Linked DNA regions of Mus musculus: region 2 is linked to region 1. A link is a loop called in an ENCODE intact Hi-C map of the cell type or tissue named here. Cell type or tissue: left cerebral cortex. All regions are shown on one strand. Links, peaks and the distances in the headings refer to the core of each region. The heading gives the core; the rest is flanking DNA. Region 1 has its middle 60 kb from the start of Gm36065. Region 2 holds the start of Slc35f1 (solute carrier family 35, member F1).

Region 1 (4,395 bases), core at 315-4,314:
CTCTCTGCTGCCCGACCCATAAGATGAATAGCTCTGTTCTTCCATATAACGTCTCTGTCATGATGTTCTGCCTCATCGTGGCCCAGGACAACAGAGCCATTGGGGCCATGAGGACTGAGTTTCTGAGATTATGAACCAAAACAAATGTTTCATTCTTTTAAGTCGTTTACAGCAAGCATTTTGTCACAGTGATGAAAAACTGACTAAATACAGATACAATGTTAACTAGCATCACAAAATCAGTAGGTGTTGTTTCTAGAACAAGTACATTGCTTACAGTCGACTGTCCACCATGAAGGTTATCATTTCTACGTGAGTGTTTTGATATCTGATGTGTACGAGGCTTGGAGTTTCACATATCACATTTCCTTGGACTGACATTTAAAAGCATATTATAAGGCTGGGCATAGTGGCACAGCCTTAAAACCTAACACTAGGAAAGCAGAGGTGGGTCTTTGTGAGTCCAGGGTGAGTCTGGTATACATAGTGACTTCCAGACCATCCAGGGTTACAAGGTGTGGCCCTTTTTAAATATAAATAAATAGATAAATAAATATATACATACATACATACATACATACATACATACATACACACACACACATAGACACATTCTCATCTCAAGGAATGAATAAAACTTTTAAAGGATAAGAAAAATGTATTTTTTCCTCTCTGCATAGCTGCCTGTTGCATCTTATGAAACTCGTGTGGAAGCATAGAATACTCAGACACAACTAGACTGCAAGCGCTTCTCTCACTAGAGGAAATTCAAACATCATTCTGCCCTCTGTGTGGCAAAACCTAAAAGCAGCTGCCAAGAAAGTTAAATTTGCAGGGTGGCTGCTGTGCTCTGAATATTGCCCTCCCCAAATCGTATGCTGCAGTCTAATGGCTACAGTAGTATTAACAAGTGAACCCGTTAAGAGATGATTAGACCACAATCGGATAGGTTAGGCATCATTCTGAAAATGTGAGTTTAACTCTGGGTTGTTCTCCATTTTGACATCTGCCATTGGGCAATGCAGCAGAAGGCCTTTCCTGATGCTAATTTAGATATTGATAGTAGACTTCTTAGCTTCCAGAAATGTGAGCCAATAAATCTTGTTCATTGCAAATGACCTAGTCTCAGCTATTCTGTTATGAAAGCACAAAATGGACTAAGATGGTGGTTTATTTGTGACCATTGAAAGTTGGCTGCAGACCTGTTTTCAAGATACAAATTTAATAGGCAAAATCCCCTTTAGAGATTTCCAGGGAAGCATCGGTTTTGGAAAAAGAGAACTAACCAAATCCACTCAAACTGTTTCATTCTTACAAAGATCATTATGGTACAATGGATGAATAATTCATTAACTTCAGTTACTTTTTCATGACTCAAAAAAAAATTGTCACAAAGGTAAAAAGCATATTAAAACACACACACACACACAAATGCACCTTTGTTTCATTCAAATAACACCTTGAATATATGAATATTCCGTTGGGAAGGTAATATCGGCCCCATATTTTTAACTTAATAACTTTATCATATTCCTGTAACAGAGGCATTCTACTGATTTACTCAATTACTTTGCAAGTACTAGAAAATCATATTTTCTGATTATTCCTATGCCAAGAGAACAAATTCACAGCAGAGAACAACAAACTGGTGACATAAAATAACAACACAATCTTGACCTTGTTTTTTCGTGATTATTATTTAACTCAATTGCATGTGATGAAAAATTGATTGATTTTAAATGCTATGTATAAATCATGACAAAAACAAATTACATGTCGTTAATATAAAAAGTAAGTGTGAAATTCTCTATAAATGTCATGTTTTAAATTCTGCTTTGAATATTTAGAAGCCACTGCACACATAGACCTTGAACAACAGACATCTCGTTTTCTAGGAGATGGCTTTCTACTCTTTTCCCGTTGCAATCATACAGATTGAAGTTGTGGGCAAGGAACTGAAAAAGAATTTTTATTAGCCAACACTGGAATTCACAAGTATCAACAACAGACCAGAAATTTTTATCAAATGATGCTAAACAGTTTGGGGCACAATGAATTTGCCTGTTCTACATGATTTGCATAGGAACAGCGCCTCCTGCTGGTGAGATCATAAAATCCACCTTCGACATTACTTCTGGAAATACTGATTGTTGTTTTTTGTTTGTTTGTTTGTTTGTTTGCTCTATATAAAATAAAACAGCACTTTTCTATTCCTGTGTAAGAGTGATGCCAGTGTCTATACAACCAACCAGAAAAGCATGCATCACACTCTCTGAAAAGAAATCTGCAGAGCTGACAAGAGACAGGAAGCTTGCATTTTCTAGGCTTCCAGTCACAGACCAGTCTAACCTGCTTTTTAGCTTACTCTCAACTCTGAATCAGCCAGCATTTGGTCTCCTCTGCATGCTCACTTAATACTCAACAAAAGAGCCTGGCCCATAGCAATGTATATGAGAATATCAGTTGTGTGTCTTATGCTATTCTGTGCCTTTGTTTTAGGCTAGCCAATTTAATTCTTACAGTGGTCCCATGGGGTGGGTTCTATTATTATTCCCATTTTTCAGACAAGAAAAGCAACTCAGGGGATTTAAATAACATACCCAAGATCAAAGAGCTACTAAGCATAGCCCATGAACCAGGCGATTTAGCAACACAGGCTCCATAGTATTTATCACTACTGTTCTCACAGCCTCATTCAGAGACTTTTTCTCAGCACCACCTCTCAGGGCTGTTGTCAGCTCTGTTATGCAAATAGCGTGTGTGCCACAAATCCCTTCTATAAAACCCTCAGAAAGCTCTACAGCCTTTCTCCTTGAGAATAAAATCCTTCCAGCAACTCCAAGATTCAAGAACAGTTGCTATGAAAGAAACAGTAGACTTCAAGAAAGCATCACCCAGCACCTAGCACCCAGTACCCAATACCACCAGGTGATGACTCATGCAAGTTTCTGTTTGAGAAAGGACCCCAAGCTGGCTGCTTCCTTCTGTTGTGTGCCACTTTCTGCTTTTCCACTGCTTGATGTCTGTGGCTTGTCTCTCAGAGTTAGCCCTAAAGGGAAAGTATAGTATCTGGGAGATTTCCTTGCAACCAGCCACACTGACTAAACTGATTCATGCCTAGGGAGAGACTTTGTTGCTCTTGGAGAACCTTTGGGACTAGAGTCACACCCTGCAGAATCCTTTGGGGCAGGGGGTCAAGCCTTCTGATGGCTCCCAAAAGCTCCCCTTTGTTGCTAATGCTCTGTTATCCATCTTCATTGACAACTGTTTTGTTTTGTTTTGTCTTCTCTTGTCTTGAGTTCGATTCCCTGCAGCCCAGCTCTGCTTAATCCTTTGTGAGTGTGCTCAGGCAGTGCTTGCTTCAGCCCACTGTCAGCTTTTTTGACATCTTGATAGAATACCTGACACAAAGAACTTAACTTAGAAAAGAAACTGTATCTTTTAACTCTTAGTTTCAGAGCTTTTCATCCCTAGGCCTCCAACCTTACACTCAAAAGTGGGTAGTACAGTATTGGTCATGACAGTAGGAGACCATGACAGAGTAGGTTCTTCATGATGAATGGTAGGCCATGAAAGAGAAATGGGTCAAGGACCAGATATGACCTTCAAAGACACATACCAAGTGATCTCATTCCTCTAGATACACCCCACCCCCTAAAGTTTCTACCACCTTGCAAGCATTCTCAAATTCTTTGGAATCCATAATTCCACAACCCTACCAGTGTTATACCTGCTTTAGCCTCCACTCTGAATATACAGAAATCACAGTTGTGCTTGAGATGTGGTTGCCTAGCGAGTGAAGTGTTGCAGGCGAAACCATCGAAAAGTAGGTGCTAAAGACATCCAAAGAGTTAAGGATCAGCATCAGTAGACAAAAGAGGAAAAAGGCAGTATGGGGCAGAAGGAAAGGTTCTTGATACAGGTTATGACAAGGCCTCCTCAGTACTTGGGAGCAAAATATTGCCCATCGGAGTGGATGTACATCAGGCCAAAGCCCAGTCAGAGGCACTCTGTGGACAGCAGGCCAGTGAGTCTTCCATTTAAAGGCATCTGAGAAATGTGGGCCCGTCCATCAGACTCAAAGTAAACACATTGTGCTATTCTCTGCTCTGCTCGTGCCAGAGGGACCACAGAGCAGGAAGGCAAATAATCTGTTTTCCATGTTATTCTTTTTGTTTAAAATGCCCAGCTAGTGCACAAGATGTAATCTTGATGAAATGTAGAGTATGTCTATAGTGAGATGTCTATTTCTGGAAGCAATTAGGAGGCAAGAGAAACCACACATACCAAGTGGTCTCATTCCTCTAAATATACACCACCCTAATCTAAGCTAAATACTAAGCTATGTCCCATCATGGAAAATGGCGAGAGCCATCACCATTGGCATGCCCCTAT
Region 2 (4,395 bases), core at 245-4,244, 160 kb before region 1:
GCATGATATGATAGAGAGTTCAGACAGGTGTCACTAAACACATTCCACAGATGAAGAGCCTAAGACCAGAGAAGATAAATGTCTCTGCTGCAAGCCCTGTGGCTAGGTAGAGGCAAAGGAGTGCCCAAGTCCCTTCAAACCTACCTCTGTCAGTTATTCATTCCTGGCAATAGGATTCATTATATATGCAGAATGACCTCAAAAATAACAAGTGAATGATAGCATTGGTGTTTTCTACTTTGATGAGAAAAATAATAATTTAATAGTTAAGACTGTATTCTGTTTAAAATATTGCGACTTTAAAATGGCAAGTATTCACAGAGTACACACACACTATCTTCCCTATTTCTTTTGCTTTTTATCATTTTAAAATCGTCTTTTTAAATGCGATATTTGGGGGTGTGTTAGCCAAAGCTACAAATGATAAGGTAAAAACTGGACTTTCTATTGCCAATTTATGTCTCACTGAAGAGTGAACTCTTGTTTGGTAGTAGAAATGCCTATAAATAAGTTATTGTTGATCATTAGATCGTAACAAGGAATTTTTGAATTGTATGCAACCATTCCCACCAAATAAAAATATTTTCAAGTTATTTCTTTACATATATTTGTACTCTCAGCAAAGCTTTATGACCCAAACAGTTTCAAGTGAGTGATCAGGGAATCACTGTTACCAGAAAACGGTACCACACAGAAACCTGTATGAATAATAAGATCGGAAGGGTTACCCTACAGAAACCCTGAAAACGACACACTCTCACAACTGGCTGTGTGGATTTTGTCTATCAGCTCGTCAATCATTTAAGTTAGTTAAGTAGCAAAACTCCCTTTCACATCAGAGCTGAATGAGGGTACTACAGGAAATTCTACTTTCTTGTCAATAGTACCCTCGTCCTAAAACATGTCTGTCCTTAATAACCCACTACGTAGATTCCAGCAGAGAGACCAGGGCAGTGTGAAGCAGAGTAACTAGGCACCTGATTCTCACACACCCTTCTAGCAAGATCTTGCACTTTGTTCAGGTCTGGCCCAGGCCTCTAGCCTCTTTTTCTTACTCCAAAAGCCATCAAGAGTCTGCACAGCGAGTGAAATGTCAGGCAGAAGTGTTTCCCCTTCTGTCTGGGGTTGGGGGTGGGGGTATCCTCACCTTATGCCCCTGGGGAGGGGAATCAGTGCCACCAGGGCGGAGCGAAAGACAGCGTGAGGTTGGCGACTTCCACGCCATCACCGCAGCCCGGGGCCTTCCCGCCTCCGCCCGGGCCATGTTGGGGTGGGGTGGGGGTGTCCCCAAAGCGCAAAGCTGGGATAAGAGTGCAAAGGGGAAGTGATACAACGTGAGGATGCGAGGCGTGAGCATGGACACACACAGGGCATCTGCAGGTAGAACAACCCCGCCTTTCTCCAACTCGCTCTCCGGACCTGCCTGCAGCCCGACCACTGGGGGATCCCAGCGTCAGGACAAAGCTGTCGCGGCCTCTCTGAGAGCGCAGGGAAAGAGAGCGAGCCCTGGCTCTCTCCCCTGGCTAGGACCCAGTGCCAAAGGACCTCGGGGACACGTCGGATGGGGAGAAAGGGGTCCGCGGGCTAGGCGCCTGCAGTGCCTGTCCCTGGTGTCCCCACTGGGAGCCTGTGCTCACCTGTTCAGCACTTTGCGGATCCTCTGGCGCATGCTAGCCCGGGAGGAGGCGGACAGGCTCACGCCGCCGCTGCCCTCAGCTGGCAGGTTCTCGATGGTGGTCACCACATGGTTCGGCGGGGCCGGTGGAGGTGGTGGCTGCAGTTGGGGCTGCGGAGGCTCGGGGGGAATCATCGCGGCGGAGGCGGAGGTGGATGGCTATCAGAACGCTGCCCCGCACATAGTGCGCGGGCTCCGGGCCCGGGAACAAGCAGAGGACCCGGCCAAGCGGCCCCGGCCCGGGGAGGCGGTGCCGCTTGCGAAGCGACGAAGCGGGAGACACCGGCGGGCTCCGGCCGCCTCCTCCCAGCCCAGTGCTCTCGGGTTGCTACCCAGTCCTGGCTGCACACCCTCTCTCCGGGCCGCTGCCACCTCCCGCCGGAGCTGCAACCAAGTCCTGGCACACCCCGCCAAGTGGCTGCAAAGGGGGTCGGCGGGGACCCGGAGCTGCCGGGTCCACTGCAAGGACCGTGCAGAGAGAGGAACGGGGCTGCCGGGTTTCGTCTTCTCTCCCAGTGCCTAGGGCTTGTCCTGGCTGTGGCAGTTGTGGTGGCGCCGCTTCAGCTGGCGCCGGGTTCGCTTAGAAAGCTGCCGTCTGTGTCTCACGGAGTGAGAAACCAAGAGTGAACCTGGAGCGCCGGGCGGGGGCGCCGCGCCGGCAGAGGGGGGTGGGGGTGGGATGAACGCTCTGCTCCCCGCCAGAGGGCGCTCCGGAGGTGCCTTGGTGTCCCCAACCCTCCTCCTGGCATCCAAAGAGGCCCCTGGTCTAGGATGCTGTGATTGGTGGTGGGTACTTTTGTCTTTTAAGTGCAGTAGTGGATACATCCTCCCTGTGAAATTGGGGAGGATTCCTCTTGCTTCTGCGGAGGCTCTGCAGAATCCAGCACCATGGGCCCGGGACAGAGGCACAACCCAGAGACAGTTTGTTGGTCCAGGCTACAAATTAAGCACCCTAAATATCACAACTATGCTCATCTAGAATGGACCTGGAGGAAAAAGGAAGTAAAACAGTTTCTCACTAAAAATGCATGCTGGGAATTGGGAAAAGCAAACTAAGTCATCCCAAAACAACTCCATTTAGGCAACAGAGCACTGTGGAAGGAAAGTGAAAATAACAGAGATCCTAGAAAGTTTTTTTTTTTTAAATTCTAGGACAAGGCTACTCCTGAGTTGCCCATGGCATTGTAAGAGTTAAATGAAGTAAATTACCCATCAAGAGGGCCTGATGGCTCCCTCAAGGTCCTCCAGCTGTCAAACAAATAACTTTGTTAGCTCCTGAAATCATAGCCCACTTTCTGCCCAATGGACCTTATCCCAGACATTCCTTATACCTATTGATCTGCATTTCAAATAGTTATTGACTCTGGAAATTTTTTCAGATGCCTCTTAATCTAGATTGCCTGGGCAAGGATCTTGCCACAAGAATGATATGCATTTAAGTTTTGCCCACTTCACTGCAGAATAGGGAATTGATCCTATTGAGTAAGTTTAACAGGTATATTTGTTCACACGAAAGCACATTGATACTGCCACTAAATCCAAATGCTCTAAAGACTAGCAAATGAAAACATCTGTTTAGGATGTTCAGAGAAAAATAACATTCAAAAGTAGACGATGTATTCTCAAAACAGGGAAAAGAGGGACAAAAGAGCAGTGGGTGGGACAAAAAGAAGCCAGTCCTTTGTATCATAATAGGGGTTCTTGTCATTAAAAAAATTGGATAGACAGAAATGTACAAAACTTCTCCTGTCTATATTTAAGTATCTGTCAAACCCAGTTTCTACCTGAACTGTCCCCAGGGCCCCTTTCTACAAAATTCTACCCAGCTTGGAACACTTTCCATTTTATAATTAGAACATCACCCCATGCCTTCTTTAGTGACTTTTCATTCTAGAATATTCACCCCAGATTTTCAGGACAGGTGAAAGAATTACTACAAACAAGAACAAGGCTTGTAACCTTGGGAATATTAAAATTCCAATAGATTGCAATGAGTTTGCCCTTGGGAAATGACCAAATATAGCAGACATGAGTAAAATTCACTTCAGCTGGACCTGGCAGCAAATCTCAGTAAGAATATCTCTATTAAAAGAGCATTCATTGTCATTTCAAGTGTCTCCCTTAAATGACTGGTTGCTTCAGTGCCCTCCTCCTCATGTTTGGCTAGATTCCTTTTGAGTGTTTTTGGCATATTGCTACTCAATCCTTTGACTGCACTTCTGAGCCTGCATGTATATGTATATATATATATATATGATCATTTTTCCAGAAGAACTGCAAAATCCAAATGTTCTAAATATCCAGTGAGTCAAGAAGGGAGAAAACACGGATGAGGAAATAGGATATGGGCTGGTACTGGCGAGTTTATGTCAACTCAACACGTGAGTTACCCTAGGGGAAGGACCTTCAAATAAGAAAATACCCTCATAACATTGGGCATACAAGCCTGTAGAGCATTTTCTTAATTAGTGGTTAATGTGGGAGGGCCTGACCCATTGTGGGTGTGTTACCTGTTGGCTGGTGGTCCTGCGATTTACAAGACAGCAAGCCGAGCAAGCCATGAAGATCAACTCAGTAAGCATGACCCCTACATGGCCTCTGTGTTAGCCCCTGCTTCCAGGCTCCTGCCCTGTTTAAGCCCCTACCTTGACTTCCTTCCATGATAGACAATAATGTGGAATTCTAAGCCAAATAAACTCTTTCCTCTGCTTTTGGTCATG

The links. Peaks named below come from ENCODE experiments on the same cell type or tissue, not always from the same donor. Only the 100,000 strongest peaks of a DNase experiment are listed, where the experiment ranks them.
Region 2: it touches region 1 in a loop (2.5-fold over the local background); 9 of 42 quality-filtered maps call a loop at or near these places.

Annotation. Positions count from the first base shown.
Region 1 is chr10:52,531,761-52,536,155 of GRCm38, reverse strand. No RefSeq gene overlaps it. Among named protein-coding and RNA genes, the nearest start is that of Gm36065, 60 kb to the left of the region's middle. In left cerebral cortex, for the core only: a CTCF peak has its summit at 2,090 (motif pointing left); a DNase peak (open chromatin) is centred at 2,083.
Region 2 is chr10:52,688,412-52,692,806 of GRCm38, reverse strand. Slc35f1 (solute carrier family 35, member F1) reads right to left here and starts at 2,306. Exons shown (of 8, transcript NM_178675.4): 1 at 1,638-2,306. The coding sequence starts at 1,810. In left cerebral cortex, for the core only: a CTCF peak has its summit at 2,396 (motif pointing right); DNase peaks (open chromatin) are centred at 1,486, 1,650 and 2,264; H3K4me3 peaks cover 2,345 bases; H3K27ac peaks cover 1,594 bases.